Linked DNA regions of Homo sapiens: region 2 is linked to region 1. A link is a loop called in an ENCODE intact Hi-C map of the cell type or tissue named here. Cell type or tissue: HCT116. All regions are shown on one strand.

Evidence for each region. Peaks named below come from ENCODE experiments on the same cell type or tissue, not always from the same donor. Only the 100,000 strongest peaks of a DNase experiment are listed, where the experiment ranks them.
Region 2: it touches region 1 in a loop (9-fold over the local background); 5 of 110 quality-filtered maps call a loop at or near these places.

The regions. Positions count from the first base shown.
Region 1 is chr7:83,408,686-83,413,685 of GRCh38, reverse strand. The region is part of intron 5 of SEMA3E (semaphorin 3E); the gene reads left to right. Among named protein-coding and RNA genes, the nearest start is that of SEMA3E, 240 kb to the left of the region's middle. In HCT116, a CTCF peak has its summit at 2,486 (motif pointing left); a DNase peak (open chromatin) is centred at 2,495.
Region 2 is chr7:83,926,786-83,931,785 of GRCh38, reverse strand. It overlaps LOC107986745 (a long non-coding RNA gene), which reads left to right and starts at 3,909. Exons shown (of 3, transcript XR_001745027.1): 1 at 3,909-4,010; 2 at 4,116-4,246. In HCT116, no CTCF peak of the experiment used is centred here; no DNase peak of the experiment used is centred here.

The DNA of each region.
Region 1 (5,000 bases):
AACAACAGCTAAATGCCTAATAAAATCACACATTCAGAATCTCACATTCTTCCTGGTTTCTTTCAGCATCCTAAGCAGAATGTGAGTGTGAACCGGGATGTTGAAATATGTGAGTCATTTTCATCCATCCTCATCCTCCCAAGTGCATTTTGTTTCTCTTTGTAGCTATGCATGTCATAGTGATTCTGCAAAACAGTCCATCCACAATAGAATAATGTTCTAACAAAATTATAAAATTCAGTTATAAAGTGAGGCAGCTAAATCAGTCTTTAGCCATATGCTGTTCCATGAGGCAAATATGTTTCACATTATTTAGATTTGCATAACATACATTTATAACATAAACAGAAGCAATGCTTGAGTAAAACTTAACAAGATAAGAAGGTCATGAAACACTACTGTGAATTTTTCTTGTTATACAATTAAAATCCAACATGGTAAATAAAAACTCAGATAATATATAGTCCATGAACAAAACTCTTGATACGTTCCATAAAATATTAAGGCAATGCAATGGATTTAATTAAAACTTCAACTAGAGTTCACATTGTAAAAAAAAGGAGTTATATAGAAAAGTATTTTAGTTACACATTTTAGAATTAATATAAAGAATGTGTTTTTATCTATTTCAAAGAGTCAAATGATTGTCTTATTTTCTTTCACATAAGCAATTTAGTGTTGACACACTCTTTTAATCACAATATAATGTCCTTTGGGCTGAAATTCTTGGGGATCAATTTTTGAAAAAAATAGAGTTCCTGTTTTAATCTATTAAAATTAATAACGTAAGGCCCTCAAGGAACAAAAATTCAAATTTGTTATCCACGTAAATTCCCAATAGCCTTTTCTTTCGTTTGATATTTTCTCTCTGAAACAGTTTTTAAAAGTTAAGATCTTATCCTGTGTGTTTTTTTTTTTTTTTTTATCTTTTTTTAGGCAGGGTCTGGCTCGGCTGGAGTGCAGTAGCACAATCATAGTTCACTGCAGCCTCTACCTGCCTGGCTCAAGAGATTCTCCCACCTCAGCCTCCTGAGTAGCTGGGACCACAGGTGTAGGCCCCCATGCCCAGCTACTTTATTATTTATCATTATTATTATTATTTGTAGAGATGGGGGTCTCTTTATGTTGCCCAGGCTGATCTTGAACATCTGAACTCAAGCGATCCTCCGGCCTGGGCTGCACAAAGTGCTGGGATTACAGGCGAGAATCACTGCACCTGGCCCTGATTGTTGACACTTCACAGCCTTTCATAACCTTTTTTAAACCCTGAAAGGAACTTCTGATATATTTAATTATGAACTCATTAAGCCATTCTTTGATTCAACAGATATTTATTGAGCATTTTTTGTATTTCAGACATTAATGAGGCATCATTTCAAACACACAAGGAGTCAATAAAAATATAGTTGGATGAGCAGTAGGATAGAAATAGGTACCAGAGCTACAGTGGCACTAGGAACCACTACACTAAAAAAGTTTGGCCAGACAAGGTGTCATGGAAAAAGCGGACAATAACCAGGCAAAAGGAAGGTGAAGTGAGAAGAGAGGTGTGGAATTCTAGGCCAAAGAGCAGAGAGAACATAAAAGCTTGGCAGTTTCCGAGAATTACATGGCAGTCTCTTTGATTCTGCAGATAACTGAGACCTTGAGATTTTGAGCAGTTTGTGGTGGTCAAACAGCAGATTTTGAGCTAGAGACTTGGCTTGCCAGATTTCCACTGCAGAACTATTTCTACTATTCTTTCTTCTCTATATAAAGACTATTGTTGAGTGTGAGAAGTTGTTAAACTCGCCCATCTCCATAGACATAGAAAACTAAATCCTTAGATAGTTCTTCTGTTATAACTGAAGCCCTAAAAGGTATTTTAATCTTTTTATAAAATGTTTTCCTATTTTAATCCATGAAAATATGATTTATCTAGATGTTATTTTTGCATTCTGTAAAAGATCAATGTATTGATTCACAACTTTTCTGATACCAAATAGTTATAATAAATTTAATTAGAGACTATGTATTTCCTACAAATTGTATTAAAAATTTTAATAATGCCCAGTATTTTTGCTTACTTAATTACTATTAGGTATTATTTTACCTAAGGTTTTATTAATATTATTATTTATTTTTCACTAATGTGTTGTCTTTCTTTTCTAATTTTCTTAGGAAAGTATTTTGCTAAACATAATTATTATCAATTACTATGAATTTTTTTAAATTTGCATTGATATGAAGATATGAAAGGAATATCTCTCCCTTCTGAGGAAAACCTAACATTTCCAACAGAAACACATTTGTTTCTATTTACGTTGCTTACAGTTTTTAGCACCTATATAGTGTCTTTGAAATTCAAGTCATACAGTTCATATTGTGTTATGGGAATTGCTCACAATTTTCTCTGTCCTGAGTGCAAAATGGGAAACTGGGTAACATTGAGAATACATTATTTTTTCTCTTGTGCAGAGAATTGTCTCTGAATATGGTATTATCTAGCATCATAGGGCTGCCACCTAGTGGCTCCAAGGAATACTTGTTTGTTAATTTTATAGCATTGGTTAAAACGATAATTTTGAAACAATGTTCCAAATTAGGATAAATCCATTAAAATCGAAGTGTACTAATATAAATATTATTTTCCCATAAAAATATTTTCAATTATCAAAGTCTAAAATACTTTAAGATATAAAATCAAATATTAAAAATGTAAAGAATAGAAAACTCATGATTTTAAAGAAATCTAATCTTCATTCCCATTATACATTAAAGATTCAGACCAGCCCACAGTAGCGAAATAAATTATATTTTCAACCATTTAACAAGCTGGTCTTTATATTTGGTGTGGTAAACATAACTCAACTATAATAATTAAAAACAAAAATATTTCAGAGAAATCCTCACTCATGTGTTAATAGTCAATTTTTTTAAGTGTCAACTTGGTTGTTTATGCCATAGAGTTGATGATTCCAAAGTCCTTTTAATGACTCTCTTTTATCCATGTTCAAATAATGCAGACTGAATTCCAGGTAACAGGTCATATTCCTAACCACTGAATGCATTTATGCATTTGGTCTCAAAATACTACTTCTTCAAACATAGACATAAAATTTCTGGGAAAGACAGCACTAATTAAATGACTTTGATAAAAAATTATGTTAATCTTTTCCCTTTCTATTATCAAATAACATGATATGCTTAAGAGTTCTAACATAACTTTTCTCTACCAAATTATATATTGTTAAGTCCAGATTTAAATAGTCATTTAGTTTTTGTTATTTTCCTTACATCATACCTCTCACTTAGCGTAAGTTGAATATACTAGAAGAACTCAACAAATATATCTTTTTAAAAACTCTGTGATCTTGAAAATTTTCAAATACAAAGAAATTTGAAGTAAAACTAAAATTAACACCTGTATACCATTTACCTTGATTCACCAATTGTTAACACTCTGACACATTTACTTTTTCCTCTCTCATTTAGAATATATAATTTTAAAATGAATTCTTTTTTGGAAACCATAGATTGTATTTATTTGTATCTCATAGAGTGTTTTAGGCATCCATAGAGGATTTTGTGAACAGAGAAAAACTAATTAGAATTATTTATCTTTTTAAAATGAAAAAGACTATTATAGTAGTACTTCTAAAGCTTATTTTTTTAATCTTTGAGTTTAATTTATATCATATTATTCTAAATTTGGTATAACAAAAGCAATCATCTTTACCTTTAAAATATTAATAGTTAATGCAAGTTGAAAATAAACTTCCTTTTAATTTGTCTTATATATAATTTAATTGATCATTTTCTCAAATGTTAAATCATACAAAAATGCTTACACTTCTGAAGTTTTCCAAAGCTTTAAAGACCTTACCTTGGGAAAAAAGTCCTTCATAAATAATTAAACAATTTTTAAAGTTCTAATAAATAAAATTTATAAATAAAGTATTCAATATCTTTTAAATTCTGTTTATATATTTGGTCAAATTCTTATACCTGCAACTTTAATAATCCTAATTATAAAATTAATTACATAATTAGATATATTAAGTTGGAAATACAATTAATTTTGAAATCTCTTAACCTTTAAAGCATTTTAAATATGTGTATGCATACACATTGCAAACTTAACAAAAAAGCATTAGTACTATGTAATATAATAATCATATCTGTTTTAGAACTAGACCAATGTTATATGCCACTCATTAAGAAAACAATTTTACCACTTTGCTTTGAGGTTGCTGTTTCCAGCAATCTGCTGTTATCATTTGTTTCTTGGCCAGAGATTTTTGCTCCAGACAGGACAACTGAGCCGGGTATGGCCAGGACATCCTTCTGGTAAAACTGATGGGCACACTGATTACCTCTTGTGAGTTTTGGGAAAGGATTCTAAGTCCCTATGCTTCAGAGCTATTGATCTTCCTGGAGTTCAAGTTATACTCTCCCTTAAGTTATTTTAATGTCTTTTTTCTTACTCAAAAGACACATGGTTATTTCCTGAGACCCTGAATACATTATGTAATTTCTCAGTCTGATTTTAAGACTGTGACTGCCACCACATGTTGCAACTAACTTCCTTCAATCATTTTGTTGACTGTCTGATTAAATTTTGAGCGCTTTTTATATCCTTCCTATCTGACTGAGCCACAAATTTACAAATTGAATGACAACTGATTGGATTATATCATCTTTGTTAGACTTTGTTGTTCCCACACTAAAATCATATTCATGATAGCAGTATCTTGTTACAAGAAGGATTTGAATTAGCTGACTGACATATAAAACCTGTAATCATCACAATAACAATCATAATGATAAAGCCCTGATGATAGGGAGGTTAAAAGAAGTCTAGGAAAATAAATGAAGCCAAGGTATTTACCAAAAACTCATATAGGTCTTACTATTTACCAGCTGATCTTCCAAGTGCTTTGCTCTTAACTATCTTACTGAATGCAATTACTTTTCTAATTTCTAAATGAGGAAACTGAGGCACAGGGAACTTAGCAACT
Region 2 (5,000 bases), 520 kb before region 1:
GGTACTCTCCCAAACATACAATGATCTGCAGTGTTTCTCAGCCCTTGCCTGGAAGATGCTTTTGTGCCTTTTAAAAATGCTACAATTCTAGCTCAAATGGTACCTCTATAAAATCTTCTCCAACTCTTTCTCCCACCAAAGATTTAGCATCTCCCTTGACAATGATCTCACAAAATTACAGTGCCTTTCCCAACGAATTTTGTGTTTGCCTACCTCCCCCAGTACAATGAAAGCATCTCAAGGAAACTACCTTTTCTGTGGTGTGCTTGCTTCGCTAACTAGAATATGGCTTAGAAGCCAGTTACCTGTGGCTTATGGGCAGTGATAAAACTTTGTAAGTGATAAGACAATCAAAAACAAAAAGAAAGCACACTGTTTTGGATGTCTCTAGGCTGGATTTAGGCTGCATGCTACCAGCTTGAAATGCCCTTGATTAAGGTGAACTTACCAAGGCCTGACTGTATGTGTTTTGACAAATGTATTCTCAGTGCCCAGCCCAGTGCCTGACCCAGGATCCAAGATCAAGAGCTGTTAATAAATAACCAAATAACTGATGAATCAATGAAAATAAATGGGGAAAGAGCTTATTATTACACCAAAAGCATAACTGATTTTATTTTTGAAACATATTTTGCCCAACATCACATGCTGTATCTCTGTGCACATTTCCTAATCTGTTGCTCTTTTCCCATCTGCTCTAAAAGCATCAACTTTTTAAAATGATTCACAAAGGATGCTAGACAACTCTTAATTTTCTGGTTTATAAACCAGCTAATAAAGTAGAGAAATCTGGTATTACATCGGGTAAATAAATAATTCACAGGGCCATTTGTTATAGGTGAAGATAAAAGAAATTGTGAATTATAGGGCCTAACAACTAGTAATGTGAATGAAAAAATGTCATTCCAATGAATGAAATGTATATGAACGTTACATTCATTTATTCATTTTTCCCCTCAGGATTAAGGTAATCATATTCAGGAACTAAATACTCTAACAGGACTCTGAATAAAAGAGTTGAGGCCAGAAAGCAGTTTGTCAGCAATCATGGAGAAAATTATTTTAAGTACACACCCACTAAAAGATCATGTTCAGCTGCTGACATGGTTTGGCTGTGTCCCCACCCAAATCTCATCTTTAATTGTAATCCCTATAATCCCCATATGTCAAGGGAGGGACCTGGTGGAGGGGATTGGATTATGGGGGCAGTTTTCCCCATGCTATTCTCATGATAGTGAGTGAGTTCTCACAAGATCTGATGGTTTTATAAGTATTTGTCAGTTCCTCCTTTACACACTCAGACTTTCTCCTGCCACATTGTGTAGAAGATGCCTGCTTCCCCTTTTGCCATGATTGTAAGTTTCCTGAGGCCTCCCCAGCCTTGCAGAACTGTCAGTCAATTAAAATTCCTTTGCATAAAGGCTACCCAGTCTCAGGCAGGATCTTTACAGCGGCATAAGTACGGACTAATACAGCTGCCCAGTATTTCCTTTGTTTTTGTTGAGAAAAAGAGAAATGGCTTTAAGCTTTTTAAAATAAATTACTCATGTGGCCAAGAAGCATATGAATAAAAGCTCAATATCACTGATTGTTAGAAAAATGCAAATCAAAACTACAATGAGACACCATCTCATACCAGTCACATTGGCTATTACTAAAATGTCAAAAAATAAGAGACACTGGCCAGGTTGCAGAGAAAAGGGAACACTTATACACTGTTATTGGGAGTATAAATTAGTTCAATCATTGTGAAAAGCAGTGTGGCAATTCCTCAAAGACCTAAAAACAGAACTACCATTCAATCCAGCAATCCCACTACTGGGTATATATCAGAGGATTAGAAATCATTCTAATACAGCGACACATGCGCACGTGTCCATTGCAGCACTATTCACAGTAGCAAAGACACGGAATCCACCTAAATGCCCAACAGTGATGGATTGTATAAAGAAAATGTAGTGCATATACACCATGGAATACTATGCAGCCATAAAAATAATGAGATTATGTCTTTTGTGGGAACATGGATGGAACTGGAGGCCACTATCCTTAGCAAACTAACACAGGAACAGAAAACAAATTACTGCACGTCATCACTTATAAGTGGGAGCTAAATGATGAGAACACACGGAAACAGACACTGGCACTTACTTGAGGGTGGGAGGAAAAGGTGGAGCAAAAAAACAATACTGTTGAGCACTAGACTTAGAACCTGGGTGATGAAATAATCTGTACAACAAACCCCCTTGACATGAGTTTACCTATTAGGTTGGTCCAAAAGTAATTGTCATTTTTCCATTATTTTTAATGGCAAAGACTGCAATTACTTTTGGACCAATCTAATATATAACAAACTTGCATGTGTACTCCTGAAATAAAAATAAAAGTTGAAAAACAAATAAACAAAATTATTGAAAATTTATTATAAGTAGAAGGTAGGTGGCAACTTAAACCAGCTGCTAGTAGAAAACCTAGCTCCTGCTATGATGAGTTTTAGTGAGGAGCAGTTGGTTCTAAATGATAGTTTGAAAACCTAAGAGCATTGGCCTCTCCAACTACAGGTCAAAAAAATACAAGAATAATTTGTTAAAGATCAAGGAAATAGAAAATCTTGATACATTTTCTCACACAACTACTTCTTCTTAAATTCATTCTAAAGTAAATTAAAATACATGTTGGAATTTATTGTTGTCCTTTCCTCTTATGCTCTGGCTTGGGAAGGACAACTTAAGGTTGAGAATGATGCCCTCTATAGCATGATAAGCTAGAGACTTAGTTACAAGTGAACACTTTGTGTGATCCTTTTCCTCACTTGTCACTCCACTAAATAATCTTTTTATCTCTTTTTCCACTAGAAAAGTGGGTCTCAATGTGTTTTCTGTGGACCCCTTGGGAACCCCAAGTCCATTCAGTGGATTCATAAGGTCAAAAATATATTAATAATACTAATGCATCATTTGCCTTTTCACCTTCATTCATACATAGGTGTACAGTGGAGTTTTTTAGAGGCACCCTTCTCTGTGCAATGTGACAGAAGATGACAGGAGAATCTTGCTCTTTTTTACTGCCAGATATTATAGAAAGTTGCTAAAATGTAAAATAATGCCACTCAAACTGAATTCTGACAACAACCTGAATTAGTTTGGGAATGGATTTGTCACTAGATCCTCCATGAAAGAATAGTCTTGCCCACAACTTGATGTGTTCCTTTTGCAATGCAGAACAGAGAAGCAGCCAAGCTGCATGGTGCCTAGACTTCTGGCCCAGTGAAATTGAGAGATAATAAATGGATATTGCTTGATGTGAACAACAAATTTACAAATGTTTGGTATTCTACTCTGGTGACAACAAGAAATTAATATAGGAGATAACTAATCCCATGGTTTTGATTTTTAAAGGAATGTGCATTCAACAAATATTTGCCAAAGAATACTAGTGAGACGTGTGGAAGTTAAGCATTTTCTAGTACTCTAGGTATATAAGATAACATATTTTTTCATATATAATGTGTATACAGATTAGTATTTTGTAACTACATGTTATGACACTGGAAATGGAAAGATGACACTCCTTTCCTTTGAAACGATAAAATAGGTTTTAATATTACTTATATTAAAAGCACTGTGAGTAATGTTTCTATTGACTTAATAAATAGTCTTATCAGTGACAGGGCTGGACATATTATTTAAACCCGACAAGTGTCTGATAATGGCACTCATCTCTGTAATTTCTCCAGGAATACAGTATTATTTTTGGTTTACTATTTTCCTAGGTACAGCAATTTTAGTGGCTTCCACTTGGAGTTTCTCACCTTAATAGCCCATACTTTGCAGATCAGCAAACAAATATGGTGATTCTTCCAGTTACTGAGTATGTATATTCCTAATATCCATTTCAGAACTGAAAAATTACTAGAGGATGTATCTACAGACTCACTGGACCCACTGTGAGACAGACCTATGCTAAAACTCCTTTGATCACTGGTCCTCCACAAGCCCCTAGTAAGACTGGTGAGTGGACCATAGTAATGTTTTGGGTCTTCTAAAATTAGTGTTAATCTGAGCCAGTGTCCAATAATACACCAAAAGGCTGATTATTTTCTTTTCCCAATGCAGAGTCATCCTAGTAAAAGTCTACAGGTTCCTTGGCAGAAAACCGATGAAAGAGTAACAGTATGGATTTTTGGCAGTGTATCCAGGTTTTTCTTCAAGGTGACCTGACTGCCCCTTCATTCAAAGAGTTTCAGGTCTGTAAACTGACTCAAGTCTGGGAATTGATCAAGAAGCTGTAACTATGTTTTCATAAGTGAAATTAGACTTCTATTTACTTGACCTAGGACTATTTTATCTATAAAGATCGAGTGAGAATTTAACAGAATGCTCATCTATTTCACTTACAGGGACAGGCTATTCTGATCTGCTTTGACTCTGCTGTTCTTTACAGTAAGCACAATCACTTCCTTTTGCAATTAAGTGACACCACTTGGACTCTGCCACCATGGGATCTGATTATCCCCATTGCACTTAATACTTCCAGTTCAGGGCAGCAGATTCCAGTACAATTTCTGACCTACAGAGAAGAATGACCACAGAGTTCTCCATGGATACCGGGGCTGCCCTTACAAATCTGTTCCTCAAAGTTTTAGTGTAAGTTGTGTCCTCTTGACACTCCCAGGGTGAGTGAGCTACTCATATCAGAATCCCAGCTGCCTTCTTTTTAGAAATTGGCAGGTTGATTCTAAAATTCACATGGAATTGCAAGGGACCCAGAAGAGCCAAATAATTATGAAAAGGAGATGTGAAGTTGTAAGACTCACACTTCCTAATTTCAAAGCTTACTACAAAGCTACAGTAATCAGTGTGATACTGGCCTAAGACTAGACATATAGAACAATGAAATCTGTTTTAGAGTCTAGAAATAAACAACTACACTAACGGTCAATTGATTTTCAACAACAGTGCCAAGAAAATTCAATGGGGAAAAATAGTCTTTTCAAAATA